2 separate regions of the Mus musculus genome follow, and region 2 is linked to region 1. Evidence: chromatin loops called from intact Hi-C (ENCODE). Cell type or tissue: left cerebral cortex. All regions are shown on one strand. Each heading gives the region's core, and the rest is flanking DNA. Links, peaks and the distances in the headings are about the cores only.

Region 1 (10,689 bases), core at 1,822-9,821:
TAAACCTCCTACTACACCATACCTAGGAGCAGTCATGTCCTTCCTTTTTTAATTTCTTTTTCTCTCTTTTCCTTCAGCTATCATGCCGGTCATTATCTTTTCTTCATTTTTATTAATTTCTAGAATATAGAAAAAGAAGAGTTCTCATTGGTGAGGTTACAATCAGTTTCTCCTAAAACAAACATGTTTGAAACTGCTGTTATTAACGAAGCCCATGATTTGTTCGGATTCCTGCCCTGCTTCTATACATCTTTTTAGCCAGAATCTAACATCACATTTAGCTATCTTCCCATAGCCAAGGCAGTTTCTCCTGATTGACAGCTTCCAGGAGCACCGAGGAGGCTTTTGGAAGCATCCTCCTGGTCCTGGGGTTTGTCTGATGCACTTGATAGGAATGGAGTATGAGTTGTTTGGAAGACTACAGAGGCAAAGTCACACTTTTATTGTAGGATACTGTCTGATACATTTTATGAACATGATTCACAATAATGAATAACAGGCGTCATCATATGACTGACATTTATTACATTTCTGCCCCGTAAAGTTTCCCCCTTTCCACACAATGTGATAGAGGAGAAAGTCGTTATGCCCCACCTCTGAACAGAATATGTCCTACGCTATTTTACACACTTCTTGCTCCAAACTCGTAGCCACGCCTTGTAACTTTTCAGTCCAGGCTCTTTGGTGGAAAATAGAGATGTGGAGAGTAAGGGTGTGCGTTAGGCTGTTGGGATTCTTTTCAGTAGTCACCCATCACCCCCAGGACTGAATTCCAGGCCTTCCCCCATGCTAAGGCAAATATTGTAGCACCGACTTCTCCATGAAAAAAATAAATCTCCAATTTCATCGTGATATTTCTAAATCCAAATGTAGGATTGCTGTAACTTTAGCTTGTTCAAAACCGATTTTTAATGATGGCTCTTAAACACTTTAGCCTCCCTTGGAGCCCACCACCCACCAGAGTTAGTGGAAAAGAAAGGATATGGGGGTTGTGGGGGGAGAGTGGACCTGTTTAGAAAGGTTCTTTGGAGCAACTCCCATCTGTGTTGTCAGGAAATCATCAGTTCACTTCACAGTTCAAAGACAGCAGCAGCTCGATCCACGTGCAAACACTTCACAGACACACCAGCAGTTCAGTTCAGTGGAGTCAGGATAGCAAGCAGGAAATCAGCAGCGGTGGCACGACCTAGCAGAGACAGCCAGGCCCCAGCCTTTGCTTTAGCATCCTCTCCTGTGTCTGCTTCAGGGAAACATTCCTTCACTTAGCCTTTCATGCCTGTGTCCACTTTAACGGAACACTCCTTCATGTGTTTGCCCCAGCAGAACACCATCCAGCACGTTCCAAAGAACCCTTAGCGTTTCCACTTCAGATTGCAGCGTTTCCATCTCATCTCTTTGGTTTTACACCTGTATTTCTTCTCTCTTATGATTTAAAAAATTAGTTTCCCAGACATGCTTAATACATTTTCTTACCAGTTATAAGTTCTGAAGTACATTTCAGAAATAATGCTAATGTTACTTCTAACAATATGAACAGATAAACAACTCAGTGTGTCTTCCCTCCTTTTGGGATAACATACCTTACTAGGAATGTTTAAAGTCCAGCCATTCTTTTCAAAGTAAGAAAACCTATGTATGTCTGTATGAATGCATGCATGTATGTATATACGTATGCATTTAGGAAAAGGGTCTCCTGCAGGCTAAACCCTAAGTGGTTCCTACTTGCACCTCCCAAATGCCTGGATAACCATTGTAAGCCACTACTCCCGGCTCAACCCATAGTTAGGGTCTCATTTCTGTGAATTGACACTCTTCACACCAAGGCAACTCTTATAAAAGACAACATTTAATCAAGGCTGGTTTTACAGGTTCAGAGGTTTAGTCCATTATTATCACGCTGGGACGCACAGCAGTGTGCAGGGGGTTGAGGGTTAGGGTTAGAGACAAAGAGCAGAGAGCTCTACCTCTTGATTGGAAGGCAGCAAGGAGGAGACCGAATATGTCTCACACTGGGTGTAGCTCAAGCATTTATATGAGAGCTCAAAGCCTTCCTCCACAATGACATACCCTGTCCAACAAGGCTACACCTCCTAATAGTGCCACTTCCTATGGGCCAAGCATTCAAATACATGAGTCTATTCAAGTCACCACCGCACCTTAATTGTAAAACGTACTGTAATACATTACCATAATTTGAGGAGGGAGTTGTCATTTTCTGATTAAAAAAAGACAGAGGGTTAGTAATATACCACATTGAAGATTTTCCTCCTCAGCAATTATGAAAGTAATTTAACAGTAATATGCTTGGATTTACAAACTTGCCACTGAAGACGAGTCTTAACTATTTTCACTTACAACTGTCTACACGGCCCAGAACTTTAACACATCTTTTCTCCGGACAGAGGTGGTTTGCAAAACCTCCAGACTAAAACTGCTCACCTTCCCTACCTCCTCCAACTGGGCTTAGTCACTATAATATACAACCTGCGTGCAACCATGCAACCGGATGGGTTACGCAGCCCAGGCAGGCTTAGGTCCTCTGCGTGGAGCACACTAACAAGCTTACTAGTAAACAATGGCACTCGGTGCCACTTGGAGATCCCAGGTCAATTATTATTATGGAAACCCTGCAGAGCTCTCTCCCAGAGATGAAGCTCGCATGCCCAAGTCAGCTGCTCCTGCGGACTTGGCTCACCCACAGGCAGCGCAAAGTTTGCACCATCAGAACCGGGAAGCCACAATCTCTAGTTCTCTTTTATTACTTTATGCCACTGACTCATTAGATGACCGGCCAAAGGGTGAAGAAAAAAAGATGGCAACTTCCTTCCGATAGAAAGCACCGGCTTGGGACGGGAAAGGGAAAGAGTGGCCCAACCGGACAACAACAGCCTGCTACAGCCTCCTTGGGCTTAAGTGGAGGTGGCACGGAGATGCTGGGCGGGGCCTCTAGAAACCGCGAGGACTGGAGGCGGCGCCTCGAAAACCACGCCCGCCTCCAGGTGCTTAACGTCACGCGGTCCGCGCCGCGCTGATTGGCTCGTTCAGGGAGCCCCGCCCCCTCAGCTGTAGCCGCGCCGGCTTAGGCGTCGCCGCCATCTTTGTTGATGTGTCAGCTCCGCAGGGGTTTTGGGGGAAAACCTCCGCTGAGAGCCCGGGATCTGCAGTGGTCTCCGCGCGTGACTTCCTCACCCACTCCGCGTCGGCTACACGCCGCCATGGGTTCGTCGGCCCTGGAGCCGGAGCTCCATCGGCCTCGCTAGGGTGCGGCCCGGGGCTGGACGACGGACGGTGAGTGGCCGAGGGGCGTCCGGGACGGGCGCGCTCGGGGAGCGCTGGTCTGCGCGCGTGGACGTGACGGGGTGGTAGCCCCGGGCTGTACGCAACTCCGCGCGTGGACGTGACGGGGCTGGCGGGGCCCTCGGGGGGCTGTGCCCGGAGGCGCGGCCGCTCCCCCGCCGCACCAGCGCGGTATCTCCGGGGACGCGGTCCGCAGCGTTCGGCTTTTCCAAAGATCCCGATGTATTTTCATATATTTTCACCTTGGTAGGGAAACCATTTCAGATTTCTCTCTCCCCTTCTACCTATCCTCAAAGTAGCAATCCCAGGGAAACAGCGCGCGGGGAGAATGATGGCTCAGCTGCCAACAATTCGTAACTTGTTACAATATTCACATCTTGATTGTTATTTAGAGAGGAGACTCGGGTTTGTACGCAGAACACCTGGGTTAGAGTCAGAAAAGACTACAGTAAAAAAATATGACAGCGAACCAGAAAAGATGTCTCAGACCCAGTGTCACGCACGGTCCTTTGATGTCCCAGCCTTTTCCTTTCTTCTGAAGTGGTACACAGGGTGCTTGTCTGAGGAAAAGATGAAACAAATCAGTTATGACAGTGTTTCAAAGTGCACGTGTAGCCAGCCATCCCAAGGAAAATCGGTCTGTTAAGTGTTAGGTTTATTAGCGTGGATGTGGCCTTTGTGCACTTAATTGTGAAGGAGATTAAGGACCCAGAGACAAGTGATACTGAAACGGATGCGTCTTGTGTATCAAGTCCACCGTGTGCAGCTACTTTTTAGCTCTTCGTTAATTAATGGTTACACAAATGAAACAACAGTAATGATTGGCCTACTTCTTTTATGGTTCCTTTTTGGTCTTCCCATGTTCCCATGTGCAGATTTTGGGCAGGCCATAATCTTGTACTGTTGCACCAAGGCCTTCCTTCTCCTTTGTACAGGGTAATAGGTAAGTATGACTTTGGAAGGCTACCAGAAGACACAGGGACTGTGTTTAGTTTTTTTGAAGGCCTTTTCTAATTTAAAACAATAGAAACTTAAGGTGTTTGATTGAGAACAGGTTCCATGGAGTAAGGGTGACATTTCCCAGTCTGATTTTTTTTTTTTTTTCCAGACTGAAATCCTGAGTGGTAGAAGAAGGGGCACTCATAAACCTTTAGTTCCTTCACACAGGAACCAAAGACTTATTCTTTGATGCTGTGCAGTGCGGCAGCATGGCTGCTGCTGATTCCTTAGTGTGTTCAGTCCTGAAAGTGACTGTGATGAACAGAACACTCAGCCCAGCTCTCTGAGGAAGCTGTGATGGTTGGGAGCCCAGGCAGCCTCACTGAGAAAACTGTCTTTCCGTTTGACAGCATCTACCCTGGTTTACAAAAGTCATTCAACTCACTGTAAAGAAAGAATATTCAACTTCAAATTCTGCTTTGTTTGTTTGTTTGTTTTTAATAATAAAACTAAAATTTTTCTTTTATTTTTTTTGTCTTTAAATGACTAAGGTCAGGTTTTGATTTTTCTCATAAACATCACTTCATTTACAATAGTTTTATTTAGTATTTATTTTAAAAGCAGCAACAGGATAGATAATTTAGACCTACAAATGCTCCTGTAATCTTACACCATTTCAAACTTATTTGAACTTGCTTAATGGAGAGTTTGCATCCAAGAAGTAAACTATTAGGTAAAGGGGCAGTAGACACCAAGAGCAGAAGCAAACTCTAGGATACTGCCAACTGTCTTGAGCGTAGTGGAAGCAAACTCTAGGATAATGGTAACTGTCATGAGTGTATTTCTTAAAGCTTGAGCTGGTCATTCATTGTAGGCTTATGTAGTAAGTACTAAATAGGTGTTGTTTTTAATAAAACTTAAATCTTACCAAATTAACCAAATTCAGGCATAAGTACAACTCTTTTAGTAAATGTAGAAATTCTATTTAATTGAATTCATTTTTCTGATATTTGGTTTTCATATTTTTTTTAAAGATTTATTTTATATATATATCAGTAGACTGTCACTGTCTTCAGACACACCAGAAGAGGGCATCAGATCCCATTATAGATGGTTGTGAGCCACCATGTGGTTGCTGGGAACTGAACTCAGGATCTCTGCAAGAGCAGTCAGTGCTCTTAACCGCTGAGCCATCTCTCCAGCCCCATTTTCAGATTTTTTTGAAAGAACGGTTAAATAAAAGTACTTACGTTTTTCTCAGACTTTATTGCAGTTGATACATTCTGTACAAGTCGCTTCAAGGTAGAGTTCTGTATTAATGTTATGCCTCAATACTTTAAAAGCCATTTTAGAGTCTAAAGTACCCAAACCATGGTTGCCTGTTTCAGAGGTGAGAGTGTTACTGCTGCAAGATATCAGCTATCCAGTGTCTCACTGAAGATACAGTAGGGGAAACTCAAGAAGACAGGAGCAGCTGTGGGCTGTGTGCCGTCTGTGTGACCGTTAGAGAGCTGAGGCAACTTAGTACATTCAAACTGTAGTTGGGCTTGATGCTGACTCTGAAGTCTTCCTTCTTGGAGAACCAGTTCTAGAGATCTTTGAAACAACAGTCTTAGCTTTCTCCTCTTAAAGTAAGACTGGGTCTAGGCAAGCTTGCCTTCTGTGAAACCCCAGTCCCGGCTCTTTGCATCCGGGAAATGTGACTGACTAGTATTTCTTACACAGCTTCTCTTCTGTTTCTCTGCTTTGTTATTTTAGTTTAAAAGCTTAATCTAGCAAAGTGTGTCAGCATTTACTATTTAGGGATTATGAGGAGATACTGATTGGATGCTTTTTGATTTTTTACTTTTGACTTGAGATGACGGGCCAGAATTTTGCTAGAGCTGATAGGAAAGGAAAGGAAGTGACTTTAGTTATGCTACTTTCAAACCCCTTGGGAAATATGCAAAGACTGTCTTAAAGTATTTATATTTTCTTACAAAGGACAGGAAACCATTTTATTGACTTAAATAAGTGATCTCCCAAGCCTCGGTTGCATATGTCAATGCATACTAGAGAAGGGTGGGTCTACAGCTAGAATTATTGGGGGGCGGCGGAGTGGTGCAAAATCTAAAAATTATAAAAAATATTTGAACTAAGATTATTCAACTGGATTTAAAGCCAAGCCTTTATCCTGAAATGTTGGTTTGCTTTATACTGCTACAGTGGGAAGGATTCTGATCTGTGGTCTCAGCATTTCACAGCAGCAAAACAAAGATTTAACAGGCTCAGTATTAGTCAGACTGTACCTGAGGCCTGCACCTGAGGGTGCCTGTTTTATTTTGCACCATGTTCCAATGCCTACAACAGCGTCCATATGGAAAAGCTGCCCTGTGCATGTTTGGCAGGTGAACACTTGGGACTTTATTTTTGAGTTGGTTCCTCTGCATGATGCTCATTTGATGACTTGTTACCAATTATCTGTAGATTGAATTCAGTTTCTATTTATAGTTTTGTGAGCCAGCCTACGGTTTTGTTCTTATAGACTAATTATGGGAAACCAGAAATAGTACTGAAAGCTGTTAGTGTTTTCAGTTATGTAGTTTTGTGTGGAATAACTTTCTAGAAATCCGAGTGTGTTCATTAAAGAATGCAAGAGGCTCTGGGATAGTGCTTGGCATGGCGCCTTTTTGCTGGATGGCTGCAGCTGCTGCACTGCAGTCAGATCGCCCAGTTCCCACTGCCACAGGCCTGTACTGCTGTGTCAGCGACAGAAGGACTATGGGGACAGCGAGGGATTGGGAGGAATTTTGTGATTACAGGTGTTTTTCCTCAGAAGCAACAGTTATTACAAAGTCAGAATAGCAGTGCATGTCGTAATCAGTGAGCACACTTACTGTGTGTATCTGTGTGTGTCTCTGACTGAGGTTGGTCTGTACCAGCACTTGAGGCAGGCTTGCAGCTCTTCCCTACGTTTCCTGTTTCCTCCTTTTGTAGCTTACTGGTAGTAGGCTGTTTAATCTTCCATAATTTTCACGACAGCATTCCTTCTAAAAAAAACCCAAATTCTTGGACAGTATCCAAATTGCTGTACATGAGCGTCGCTAACTGGGGATGCCTGTAGGGAACTCGGCTGACGTTCCTGTCGCCTAGTTAGTGGTGGACAGATGAGCTTCTCATGAGGTCGATTGGTTTCTGTTTGCACAGTTCTTACATACTCCTTGGTGTTGCCTTGCTACATATGCAAGCACAGGTCCTCTGTAACATGTTTTCCTCTGGTCTCCTGTCAGTATTCACTGGGACATCAACAAACAAATGTGCAGTTGTAATGGTTCTCAGATGCCAGTTTGTATAATGACCCTTTTACAGGTCATGACTTACTGAGAGACACTGTGTAAGTTTCTTGTCTTTTAGATTTAGTCTTTAATTGATCAGACACACAAAACAAATTCTAAGCTTGGGTAAATAGCTTGTTTTGTTTGGATTTGTTACCTAGATGAAGCTCCTGTAGACTGTAAGACAGGTTTGTTGTTCTGCCCTGTCTGTACACTAGAAGTCTCCCTACAGCCTGCCCACTAAATGCTGTCCACCCCACATCATTTCAGAGAGCCAGTGGGTTCCTCTGTCTTTGTGAAGCACTGAGGAGTATTTGCAAAGACGGTAGTAAATGTTGTGCAGAGTGCATTTGCTAGGTTTATCTGTTTATTACTGTTCTTGTTTGATCTTACAGAAGTTTCAATTCTGAGTAAATTTTCTTGCAGTCATTTAAAAGGTGGCTGTCTCTTCAGAAGGGTCAAGAAAGGCCGTATCTTCTCCATGAGTGTAGGCAGTGTGTTCCACTGTACAGGTTGCTCTTGTGTTTGTAGTAGGGATGGTTTGAAGAAAGATAGGGCATTAAGTCCTCAAACGTAATCAGTCTCTGGGTAGACTGAAAGGAAAAACGGGGCAATCCATGGACAGTGTGCGCAGTGGGTGACTTGGTGGAGCAAGACATTGCAGTAGAGCAGCAGCACTTTCTGAATGTGGGCAGAGATCAGGTTTGGAAACTTATATAACTGCTTTACTCAGGAATCGTAGTGATTTCATTAAAAGAAAATAGGAAAAAAGGAGGGGGGGGGGCGGGCGGATCCTATTCTCCCTGAAGAAAACTTGAAACTCTTAGCCCCTAACTGCTTGATGTATCAGTGTCTGCCTAACCCTCCTCCCAAGAGAGACAGGCTTGTGTCTTTTCTCTGGCTGGCCTCTGTAGAGTGGAGACAGGCTTGTGTCTTTTCTCTGGCTAGCCTCTGTAGAGTGGAGACAGGCTTGTGCCTTTTCTCTGGCTAGCCTCTGTAGAGTGGAGACAGGCTTGTGTCTTTTCTCTGGCTAGCCTCTGTAGAGTGGAGACAGGATTTCATTACCTGAAACTTTAAAGAAGGGAGAGGCTGGTCTGGGTGCATGACTTGAGCTGGCTGTTTGATGACTGAAGAGGAGCTAAGTGTGGGACAGTAGTGTAGCTTCCTAGCCTGCACACTTGCTCTCTTACCGTGGAGGGGTCACTTCATGACAGCCAGGATACTACATACTTCATCACTTCTAAATCTGCTGATTTGTCACTTCCCTTAGCAAGCCTGTCTCACCCCCATGACTGTCACAAATAATCTGCCCTTCTGTTATCTACTTTGCCCTTTGATTTGAGATTATCGAAAGAGAATTGAATGAGATCAAGAAACTAAGTGTTCCAGGTGTGAGACGAGGCCTAGGCTGGGTTGAAGGGAGGGGATAGCATCAGAAAAGCAGGAGAACAATTGCTTAATAGATTAATAGATTCCGAAAGCAGCGGGAGCAAAGGGAGATGTTTGTTGACCAAGCACATGATGCTGTGCATGGGTACTCAGTTACAAGTACTAGCGGCAGGATTGAGGGTTAGCCAGCTTGAGTTTAAGACTTTGGAGAAAGCTCCAATAGGAGCACCTCTTCAGGTAGACTAATATAGCATGAAGAGGGGATAGACAATTCCATGTCTGTAACTCAGGGTGCAGGACTGGAAACTCTCATCTAGGCATCAGCTATGAGTTACTGCTTCAGTCAGCTCACTGGGTAACTGCTATGAAGGGAGAAAGAAATGAATGAGCCCTGGAGACCAAGGAAGCAGAATGAAAGGATGTGGGTTTTTGTTGACAAATCATGACACACAAATAAAACTCTTAAAGTTGTTGATCAAATGTCTTTTTACTTAACGGAATGCTGGGGAGTCACAATGCCTTTGTCGTCTGTTCTCTTCTGAAGGCACTCCTTATCTGCCAGCCAGCGCGTACTCGTCTGCTGTGAGTTCAGCCTCTGTTGGTACAACAGCAGCAGTTATGGTGTTTAAAGCCACTGCAGGTTTACACTTGTAAGATTTTAACTTTAGCAGTAGCGTAGTATATCTTACATTTACTGTGTATCATACCACATGTGGTACCTTTAAAGAGCTTCACTTTGAGTGAGCTGTATATTGTATATCATATCACAGGTTATATCTTTAAACAGAGTCACTTTGAGTGAGCTAGTTTGTAAGTTGCTCTGAGGCTAGTGTACCTGCCTGAGATTCATTTTTTTTTTATTCCAAGATTTTGGAATAAATTACTGAGATTTTCAAGTGTTCACTGCATTTATTTGTCTGGTCTAACGTCTTTACTATCAATACCAGCTTGCTTGCGAAACGTATACAGCACGGTGGTGGTCATTTGTGTCATTTGGAGGAGGTAGGTGATACATGATTAAGTGATTGGGAGCCTAGGTTCTAAAAGTCTGCAGTAATCGTTGTCTCCACAGGTGGTCCACAGGAACAGCATGCTTGACAGACAAGATGGCCTTTTCTTCCTTACACTTGACTCTTTTCCGCAGTCCTGGGATAACGTTCTTCAAGCACTAGCCTTACTTATTTTATGCAAGCTTTAGGTCAGCAAGAATTTGAGGGGTCACTGGGTGCTGGGACTCATACAGTAAAATCAAACGGTGTACAACAAGTCTTAGGATTTATTATAATTCACCCTTAGCAAAATCCCCTCCTGCTTAGTGCTGAGGGGTCTATGCAGCCAGTCATCTCTTCTTGTCTCAGTGTACTCTGATCATCGCCTTTCTTAAAGCTTGAAGTAAGCATGTGCTTTCCTGTTATAAAATGGACTCTTTTTTTTCCCATGTGTATACGTCAGAGCAGAATTCCTTATTAGAATTGCAGTTTAATCTCATCTCTGGTAACTCATCTGCCTGTCTGTGCACTGTTAAAGCATGGCCAAAGTCACAGGCAGTTTTTTCATTGAGACCACTAGGTTTTTTGTTGTGTTTTTCAAGACATCGTTTCTCTGTGCAGCTCTGACTGTCCTGGAACTCGCTCTGTAGGTCAAGCTGGCCTTGAACTTAGAGATCCACCTGCTTCTGCCTCCTGAGTATTGGCATCAAATGTGTACACCATGAACTACTGCCTGGCTGGATTTTTTTTTTTTTGTATTA
Region 2 (10,689 bases), core at 1,419-9,418, 90 kb before region 1:
ATCATGGAGGTGAAGGACAACCTGAAGAAGGCAGAGGCTGGGCCCGTGACCCTGGGCACCACTGTGGATACCACGCACCTGGACAACATGAGCCCTCGTGTGAGTGCTGGGCTCTGGAGGGCCTGTGAGCTCTACACGGGGCCTCCTGGCACAGGGTGGTAGAGGTGGGTTTTATATACATAGTAATTTGACCCAGTCCTTGTTCTCCTTCTCAGCCACAGCCCAAAGCTGCCACCCCCAACCCCCCACCAGACTCCACGCCAGTCAACTCTGCATCTGTGCTCAAGAACAGGCCTCTTTCCGTCATGGTCACAGGCAAAGGCACTGTCCTGCAGAAAGCCAAGGTGAGTGGCCTCTCTTCAGCTGCAGATGAAGCCTTGTGGCTTTTGCACTAGCTCTGAGTGAGAGATATGCTCTCAGCAGAATGCCACTTGTGGCCCGGCCCGGGCTTTACCACTGATTAACCAGGAAAGTGCTTATATTTACCAAGTGTTCTTCCCAGTGAGCCTGAGGGCACCCCCACCCACGACCTCCCCACCACTCAGGAGTAGATTCCAGGGACAGGCTGTGACTGAAATGTTTCCAACCCAAAAGGTTTCTAACATCAAAACCAGAGAAGCCAGTGACAAAAGGCTCAATAAAGTAGAAACAGGACCTAACCCCATGACATAGTTTCTCCCCGAGGGCAAAAGGAGAAGGCTCTTTAATCTGTAACTCAGTACAGTAAGAAACTCGAGTGGAGTGACGTGTTGGCTTTGACAAGCTCTGCTCTTTGTTCCTGTCCTGTGCAGATGCTGAAAAAGTCAGACACCCCCACCCTCACCAATGATGAACTATTAAATCCATTTAATTGCATACGCCTCTACTGCCTCACCCCTGCAGACATCACTAATCAATCACAGCATTCGGCTGTGCTCCTCCTAGGGATGAGGCTAGCTCTGTTGGTAACTGCTTTGGAGCGACGTTAATTTTTCTTACCCTTTTCTACATACATGGCGGTAGATACAGTGGATAACTTTCTTTTGGGGGTGGGGTGGGGTGCTTTGTGTCTGTACTGTAGGAATGGGAGAAGAAAGGAGCCAGTTAGGAGACAAGAATTGCCTAAAGACTCTTATGTGACTGTGGACCTTGGTGACAATCCTGCTCTGGACAAGTCTTCAATAAAACAGCAACTCTGAGGAAAGGTGAGTCTGTTTACAAGACAAAGCAAGGGATGAGGCGCTCGCTGCAAACGGAGCTTCGGTTAAGAGAAGGCCCTGTCTCCTCCTCAAGCCAAAGGGATCCCAGCAGCAGCATCGTGGTGGCATCTTTGGAGTCGAAATCTACTGGCTGTCAATGAGACAATGTACCTTCCCTTTTCTTTTTAAAGATTTCATCCATCACTCAACTGTTTTACCAAGATTTTTCAGGTGTGAAAAAATGACCACATTGCTTCTGGTTATGAGAAAAATCTAAATTCCTGACCCCCTTATCTTTCATCCTGTATTTGGCAATGTTGAGGTTTAAATCATGCATTGTCTTCATGTTTGCCCAAATTGGGTGGGCTCCATGTGGTCTCTGATGGTCTTAAAGAACATTAGAACCCTGTAATCAGTAGAAGAGGGACATATTGGGAACCAAGCCAAGGCACTGACCCCCTTGGGGTCACTAAGGACTTCCCCCCAGTCCAGGAAAACTTTAAACAATGCTGTATTATATAGGGGGAAAATTCCTGTGTTTACAGACTGTCCTGTGGCCAGGCCACTTTTAAGAGTTGGTCAATTACCTCTTCATTACCATTGTAAAGATGTTTTAAATTTCTGGTCCCCTTGCAAGGAAAACAGCCGTGAATTAGCCTGTCTAGTCTGTCAGACTGGCAGCCAGTGCTGTCTTTATGTGCTGTCTCTCTGGGACAGCACTAGCACAAGTTGATACATTTCATCTGTTACCTGCCCCATTTCTGAGCATTTGGAACTAGTTACCTAACACTGGTTTCTGAAGGCTAAATGTTTTTACGCATATATTATTGTCTTTCTAATCCCAGGGCATTTATTTCCTGTATCATAAACACTTGGTGACCTTTATCAAGTGGTGAGTTAGAATTTTTTTTTTAAATAAAATGTTCATTGTATTTTGGGTTTCCCTTGTATTTCATGGCATGGGGCAAAGGTCTTGATTTTTTTACACACTGATATATACTATAAAAACTGGCAGAGCCACATAGGGAAGCCTAGTAAGAGACTTTCAGGCTCCTTAACCCAGTAACCTGAAAGAGAGCATTGATTGTGTAACTAACAAGGTTCCACACACAGGCAATTGAAAGCCAGACCTCGGGAGGTCAAACAGGCTCCTTAGCAGTTCTTAGGAGAAAAGAACCATACCAATTTGTAGAAGCCTGCCTAGGCAAACGATTAAGGACATAAATGTTTTATTTTATGTTTAAAAACCATCAAGACCAAATTCTGACTCCTTGAACATGGTACTGACAACCCAGAGTAAAGTAGAATATAACAGACCAGGACAGGAGTTTACAGGAAGGTACTGTGACTACAGCTGCACGGGTGTTTGGGAAGTCCTGGTGTTCCACGAAGACATCAGCACTATTCTGCTGTGACAATGTCTACATATTGGTTCGATGATTGAAATATAACAATACGTAAAGTTTACATCCCCAGTGTATAAATGTGAAGGAAGAAAATGTGGGTCAGAGACGGGGAGAGCATCCTGCAGACGTGGAGTAGCACCTCAGCCAGCCAGCCTGGCACACAGAACACAAACAGAGTTTACAGCATTGGCTGCACAAAGATACACACCCTTACCAATGCTTCTCATCTCCCAGAGCGCTACACATGGCTTCTTCTGAAAACCCAGCTTCAAACAGCACAAGAAAGGGGCAGGGTGGGGAAGGGGTGTGGGGGGAGACTGATGTGTTAGCGCTGCAGTTAAGTACCTAGTTTCCCAAAGATATTCCAAAGAAGCCTCGTTGCCAGCGGATACAGTCCTGATGGACGAACAACCAACCAATCTGTCTTGAGACATTACCGAGTGGGCGTGAGATGCACATTAAAACAGAGCAGCACAGTAAGCTTTGAAAGCAAACCTCCTGGGCAACCCCTCATCCCTCCCTTGCTGAGTTTGAGAAGTCTGCCCATCATTGCCACCACTAAGAGGAGGGCAGCACTCACTGCCACTCTCTCCTGAGTAATCTCTGAAAGGAAGCCCCTCTGGAGGCCGTTGCTCAGCGCCCAGACCAATCGTACACGGCTGTTCACACATGTCCCTCCCCTACGTGCAAACTGAGTAATTGGTCAAATGGCTGTCTGAGACCTTCCCAGGTCTCTCCCACACACAGATCTGGTCACCAGAAAACGTCACAAATGACACATAATCCCTTTGCAAATGAAATCCACAGGAGCTGTCTTTTGGAACAGGGAGAAACCCACTTTTTGCACCAATCACCAGGCGGTGAGCTCTGACAGAGTCTTCTTCAAAGCGCTACCACCTCAGGAACATCTGTCTAGCATCTGTGATGACCCTCAAGCAGGTCGTCAGATCTCTCTGGCCTGCCTCTTATCCTCAGGAAAAATGACAGGCAGCTTACCTCAGCAAGGTACAAACGGATTCAGGGGATAAATGCTGACGCAGTAGTCGTTCCCAACATCACCATAGCGACAGCTGCTACTGTCCCAAGCAGTGTCCCCTGTGGCAGAGCTGGAAGCTGATGCTCCAGGGCCCCCGGGAGATTTACTTGGCGGAGGACAGGGCCTTTCCGATTCTAAGATGCTTGGGAGCTTGCTGCGAGGGGGTTGGCCCTTGTAGTCCTGCAGGCTCTTGGTGGAAGCTACGTGCCATGGGGGCATCTCCTCTCAAGATGCCTAGGAAGGAAAGTGAATTCTGAGGGTGTCTGAGTCTTCGCCTCAGCAGGTAGCTACTTTGTGTCCTTTTTACAAGTCCATCCCCAAGTGAAAGGTATCAGATCAGTTTCCCACCCACCTGCCCCCACCTCCTCCTTGGCCACTGGAAGCCAGTGTGTACCAAGGGCTGAAAAGCCATGTCTTCTTGTCTTGATTTCTGCCTGATCTAAGGAGGCCCCAGTCTGTTACTTGTGTCTCCTTAAAGCAACTTTCTTCCCAAAGCCCTATTATCTCACCCCCCTCCAGCAGGCTGTTCCGCTCAGTCACTACAGATATTCAAGAAAGAATGGCCACTAGCTGCCATAATGTGTCTACCCATCTACACATCTCTGGCCTCACATCCTGTGACACTGTTACTGGTGCAGTGTTATGTTGCTAACCAAGGCCCACCTCCCCGCTGTCATGGCTATTTGCAATGCACGGAACTCCCAATGTAACATTCTAATAGTCCCAATAGTAATGGTATTGCAATAGTGACATTCTAATGCTCTATACTGTTACACTGCTCACTCTGTCTCCTCCCTAAAATGGAAGCTTCATAAGGGCAGATTATCTCTCTTATCCATCAGCCTGTATCTCCTACTCTAAACAAAACAAAACAAACAAAAACGGTCTGAGATATGTAAGACCCTTCCAAGTGTTTCATAGGGGAGTGAATAAATGATTAAATAACCCAACCTGCCTCCTGCTGAGTCTGTAGAACTCAGCAGGACTAAGGAGACCACCCCCATCTGTGCTTGAACAGTAGGGATCCACTCACGGTTCTCACAGTGGGGGCCTTCCCAGCCACCCCGGCACTCGCATCGGTAACTGCCGTTCTTCAGGACACAGGTGCCTTCATTCATGCATGGGCTCGGCTTGCAGAGGTTGACTGGCAGCCTGGCTTCTACAAAGGAGAATGTGCCCAGGTCTGGGTCAGACCCAAAACCCCTGTTCTAAGCAAGCTCAGCTCAATCTTACAGTCTGTGGGGCTGGGTTAACCTCTCAGTGTCACCCATGGACCTGCAGCAACAGCTTAGCACATGGTCGGTAACACTGGAGAAGTTTGTGGAGTTGTAGGGTTTAGCTCATAAGCTCACACACAGCCAAGTGGGGACTAGGGAGCTGTCCTCCTTATAGTAACATGTGTGAAGGTCAGGCAAAGGTCCTGTCTCAAGAGGGCCCTAACAGATGTGTTCTTATCCCCACTCACCTCTACATAGCCACTCGATGAGCATGTCCTGATGGTACGGAAGGTCTGTGTAAGCTGCCACATGGATCAGGGAGTCGCGTGGACCGGCAAGCCTCCGTACTGCCTCCCTGAGGACGGCTCCCACGCTCATAACCAAGACTGAGATGCCATTGCCTCTCAGCTTCTGGGCAGGGACAGCTGCATCTTCTGCCCCACTCCCGCCTGTGAGCATCACCACGGCCTTGGGGACACCGGGGCGGGCACCCCTCTGGACCGTCATCACCTTGTCCTCAATGTGCAGCAAGGCTGTACCAGCAGAACCCACACCCCCTAGGTAGGGAGCCTGGCTCATGGCCCGCAACACGGCAGCCCGGGTGGGATGGGTGTCTAGCCCGAAGGCAGTCTGCACCCGGCTGCCATATACCACCAGGCCAACCTGTGTCACATCAGGATTCACATCAAACCGGAGGGTGCATTTCCTGATGAAGCTCTGCATTTGGGCAAAGTTCTCACGTCCCACAGAGGCAGAGGCATCCAACAGGAAGACCAGGTCCAGTGACTGTGCCTGGCAGCCTGGAGGAGCAAGCAAAATAGGTCCCTTGTCTAGATCTGGCTGGTACAGCAGGGCTGTTCTGGGCTGGACAGAGTCCAGGCCAGCCAGTGTGCTGACTGCCCATGTAGCATCCACCCTCCTTACAATCACACTTCATCCTTCCTTAGAATATAGACATGAATACAAGTGGCTGCCCTGATGACATTCCCAGCTTCCTGCTGAGAATGGCCACTAGGGGGTGGCCGTGCTGTAGTCCCAATCGAAGGGAATGTAGTTTCTAAGCTTGAAACTATAAATTCTAACGTGTCAGTGGGAGCTGCTTGACCTCAGCCTCCCTCCCTCATCTTTTTTTTAAATCCTTGCTGGCTTAGAAATGGTGACCTTGGGCCGCAGCTCTGAAGCCATGCGAAGCCAGGTCACTCACCTTTGATCTTTGAAAGAAGGACCCAGCATATGGGATTTTGAAGGCCCTAACAGCAGCAGGTGCGGCTGTACTTTCGCCTGCCTCCTTACATCACGCAGTGCCTGCCCACTGTGCACAGGGCTCTGCTATTATATCAAATAGGCTGATACCTGCCATCTATGGAGTGGTGATTTAGGACATATGGGTAGGAAATGAACACAAATGTGGAATAGAGCCAGCAACACCATGGGAAAGAAGGGGCTAAAGGGACAGCAAGACAAGATGTGACTAGGAAGGTGCTCAGGGAACCCTGGGGAGGAGAGAGGTGAAGCTAACTGGCAGGCAGGATGCTTCTTAGCAGGGAGGCAGCTTCCTCAGTCTTCCAGTGTGTGCGAGAGCAGCAGCCAGACAGGAAGTACTCAGAAGCTGGTGGAAGGGGCTCGGGTTTCTTTCAGCCACATGGAGAGCCACTGGGATGGTTTAAATACGGAGTCAAAGGGTCTGGTGGTCTGATAATGTTAGCTTTTAAAAACCACACTGGACACAAGGAAAATAGAGAACCTGCCACAACCCCCTGGGGAGACAGGCCTGCTAACTCCCCTGTGAGGGCAATTTCTGGCGTTGGGAACAGGAAGACATCAAGTAAAAGCTAAGGAAATCTGAGCAAAGGTAGACTGTACTAAGTAACAATGTATCGATTTTGGTTTGTTAAATGCAACAATGACCTATCCTAATGGATGGATACATAATGGAACTCTCTGCAATTGGCAAGTCCGTTATATATATATATCTGCCATAGGAGACTGGCCTAGAGGACAGGATACAAGGGGCATGACAAGCCTCATCACCATTTTACAGAAGGGGGACTCTCACCTCTGGGGACCATCGCCAGTAACGCGGTTTGGGGATGCTAAGTCCCACATGAGGCTCTTCCACTTAGCTCCCCAGGGAAGCACTGAAGTGCCCTCTTACCGATGTGTTCCAGCTCTGACATCTCGGGTACTAGCCCAGCCGCTGCATGGCCCTGCTTAGTCCCAGGGCTACCATTTCCCCACTGAGTGCTGCTCACAAGCTCAGCCTCATAGGAAAGGAAACAGAATGAGCAGAGAAGTAGAGAAGGTATCACAGCATGTTCGCTTTGGTTGTGTTCGAGTGTGCAGCAACAAGTGTGTGTGTGCATGTGTACATGTGTGTGTTCTAAGAATACACGTCTCTGACTCAGAACTCCTTAAGACTAATAACAATGATCAAGTGTGATTAGTAACAGTACCTATAATCAGGTGCACGCTTAGACATGCTGAGTGTACTTGCTTAGGCTTGTCTTATCTGGTCCTCACAAGAAGTCCCCACAGAGTTCTACACTCAGGCCCCGATCCTAGTTCCCAGCACAGGCACTGAAGGAAAGAATGGCTGGTGGTGCCAAGAAGACAGACAGACGGACCTGTCTACTGACAAGCCAGCCCTAGGTTAGGCTGCAGAGTTTTACCTGGCCGTGGCTGGCTGCATAGCCTCCTCTGCAGCTCTGGGATTTGGCTGAACAGGTCCTGAGGGTCTGTGTGGACCATCACATGCTTCGGGCTACCGGTGATCTTCACCAGCTCCGCCTGCAGGATCTCACTGCCCACGCCCAGGAGGAGTAGCTCCCGAGCCCTTGCGTGAGCTGCTGGCCCAGACACCTCATCCTGGGAGCGTGATTCAGTGAGCAGAACTACTACTCTGCGTGGCCTGTCCTGACCAGTCCTGCTGGCACTCCCAAAGCCGTGCTCTGCCACCTGGAGCAAGGCACTCCCGGTTAGGGTCGGGCCACCGCTGAAGGGAATGCTGTCAAGGCTCCTGATCAGGTCCGGCACATGCTGGTACTCCCCGACGGGCACCGCCACCATTAGATTCCTGCCATAACTGGCTATCCCAACGCGGGCTCGGGAGTCCTCCCTCAGCACGGCCTGCACAAAGCGCTTGACAAAGGCCTTGGCCCTCCGGAAGCCCCCCAATGTGGTGCCTGCAGAACTGTCCAGCAGGAAGAGGACATCGATTCTGCATTCCAGGCTCAGCTTCGGGGCTGTTGGAATCACAGTGATACGCACTGTCACCTGGGGCCGCTGCAGTGTGCAGACCAACCCCACTCTAGATATCTTTAAGCCACTTCAAGCACAAGAAACCTCCCAGAAAGATGCTGGAGCAGAGGGACTCAAGCCCCTAAGTATCCAGTGCTTGCCAGAGACTCGGATGTAGAATGCTTCCTGCCACCTTGCTGAGGGACACAGTCCAAGTGCTTTGTATAAAGCAGAATGAGTTTAGCCTCCAACTTTATTTCCCACTGTCCTTGAGGTCCGAGATGTCTTTGCCAGCTTTTAAGATCACAGAGACACGCTCCTATATTTCTTTTAGAAGCATCCCTAGGTTTGACGTATATACGATTTACTTTTCCTATATGGATTTCCAATGAAGGCACCGCACACATGTGTAAGTCACTTACCGAGTGTGCTGGGCGCTGTGCTAAGTACTTTACATAACCACAGCTCCCCATAAGCCGAGGCTTATAGAATCTTCACTGCATGGATTTAAAATCAAAAGAAGTTAGGCCTTCTTGCTCCTTTTCCTCAGAAGGGGTGAAACAAGCCATAGATATGCTCAGACATTAGGCAGCAGCTATGTGACAGCTCTGCCGGGTGCCACTATTTGGATTAACAGAGTGTCTGAGGCCGCACCAAATGACAGATCAGTGGGCTATGGGGAAAGAAGGTGGGTTGATATTCTATCCATTGCTTTCTACTCAGCAGGGAGCAGGGGACAACAGGAAGCATGAACCCAGGCCTCGCCTGCTCCCAGTGAGTCAGTCTGGGGAATCCCAAGTATACATACCACAGTTGACTTCCCCTCCGAATGCCAGTGGGCAGAGACAGTGGTACCTATCCACACCTTCTGGAATGCACGTGCCTCCATTTTGGCAGGGCTGGGAGTCACAGGGGCCTACCAGAGAGATACCCGTTAAAAGCCAAGATGACAGGCAGAGAGGGCAGAGTACAGACTGAAGGTTGCTCCGGTGTTGTGCTCACACCATCTGGTAGGGAAAGCAGCAAAGCTCTCACAGCGAATACTCAGAGGAGGGACTCCGTGCAGCTGGAAGACCTTGGTAGGGCCCGTGCCAATTGGGTCCAATGGGTCCATGTTGCTGTGCTCCCTCTGTGGTATCAGGATGCTGGCCATCATTATCCAAGGCTTCTGAGAAGGCCCAGAGGGGCCCAGGGTTGCCATAACGACTGACTTGTGTTTTACCTGAGTTTTCTAAGGATGATGACCTCCATAGCAACAAGGCGAGGGCATGGCTGTGGGCCGAAGGGCCCCTCTCTTTGTTCAAAATCGACCTGGGGTTGCCTAAGGCTCCTGCCTCATGGCACAGAGAGCCATGAGCTTTTACGCCGGGCAGTCAGGCAGCCCAGTGATGAACGTAGCCACCTCTGCCTCTGTGGCCATCTTAATTCATTTTCCCAAGCTCTGTCCTCCTCACACTTCTCCCACAATCAGCGGACACAAAGGAATCTGTGGGACCACCTGGTATGAAGCAAACGCTCTGGAGAGAGGCTAAGACATTTGCTTTTGAATGTGCACTGCATAGTGTGGGTGATGCCTCCTCAAGGCTGGTGTGAAACACAGGAAAGCCAGCAAACGCCAAAGCAAGGCCCTTCTGAAGTGTCTGGCCGATGGTACCCTGTAGCCACGAACTGCTCGAGTTCCCTGCTCCTTATCATTTATTAAAATGAAGTTTAACACCCTCCCCATGGTCTTCCTCCCAAAGTCACAAAGAACACAAAGTATCTTTTTGCACTTGTGCAAGCTTACAGAATAGCTAGCTCAGAGTGTCACCATTAGGACCGGCAAGCATTTTTTCTTCAAAACACCAGCATATTACCATTTACTAGCCACATTACTGTGATTAAAGATAGTCTGATCAGCTGATACTAGCAGCTTGAGCATCATGGGGAATTCTCGGGGGGGGGGGGGCTCAGGAACTATAGCCACAGGATCTACAGAGGCCTTTGACTAAGTATCAGCCATGGGGATGAGGGCTGTGTTAACCACAAAGCAAGGTTCCATTCTATCCTCCCTCGTAGCCACCCTAAGAACGGAGACAGGAAGCAGGAAGTCTCACTGAGGTCAGGTGACAGGCCAGGTGACTGGTCAGGGCAGAGCAGGGACTCAAGCTCAGGTCTCAGGGTCCTCATTTTCTGAACAGCCATGGCCTCTGAATTAGTTTCTCCTTCATATCAGGGACCAGTAATGGGGGCTTCAGTACTTGGAAAGGATGTGTCCAGGGGCTTGCCTGTCCCAGGCTTGCATCCCTTGCTCCCTGCCTGGAAATGCTCCTTCCCTCACTGGGGGAGGTGGCAAACCCAGAAAAAGACAAACACCACACAGGGTGGTTTGTGCTTGCAGGACAGTGGGAGGGCAATGAGGGCGCCCTGGGGACCCTGGTGTATGGTGCTTAATAGTGTTGATAATTCTTCCTGCTTGGGAATAATAAAGGGATCTCAGTAGGATCCCATGAATGAGGCTACCGTGCACAGTGGCAGAGAGAAGCTGTAGACCGCAGGCAAATGTAACTCCACTTGACCACGGTGAAAACGCTCAGGCATCTCCCCAGGTTTAACATTAGACATAAGGCATCCAT

The links. Peaks named below come from ENCODE experiments on the same cell type or tissue, not always from the same donor. Only the 100,000 strongest peaks of a DNase experiment are listed, where the experiment ranks them.
Region 2: a loop joins it to region 1, with 2.5 times the contacts of the local background. A loop is called at or near these places in 12 of 42 quality-filtered maps.

Annotation. Positions count from the first base shown.
Region 1 is chr19:56,814,587-56,825,275 of GRCm38, reverse strand. Ccdc186 (coiled-coil domain containing 186) reads left to right here and starts at 3,077. Exons shown (of 16, transcript NM_170757.2): 1 at 3,077-3,288. In left cerebral cortex, for the core only: CTCF peaks have their summits at 5,322 (motif pointing right) and 7,810; DNase peaks (open chromatin) are centred at 3,024, 4,580, 6,948 and 7,277; H3K4me3 peaks cover 2,248 bases; H3K27ac peaks cover 918 bases.
Region 2 is chr19:56,903,780-56,914,468 of GRCm38, reverse strand. Vwa2 (von Willebrand factor A domain containing 2) reads right to left here. Exons shown (of 14, transcript NM_172840.2): 10 at 8,883-8,990; 11 at 7,507-8,079; 12 at 5,086-5,637; 13 at 4,654-4,779; 14 at 2,391-3,854. The coding sequence ends at 3,724. It overlaps Afap1l2 (actin filament associated protein 1-like 2), which reads left to right. Exons shown (of 19, transcript NM_001177797.1): 17 at 1-99; 18 at 216-344; 19 at 1,061-2,115. The coding sequence ends at 1,087. Among named protein-coding and RNA genes, the nearest start is that of Vwa2, 35 kb to the right of the region's middle. In left cerebral cortex, for the core only: a CTCF peak has its summit at 5,850 (motif pointing right); a DNase peak (open chromatin) is centred at 5,828.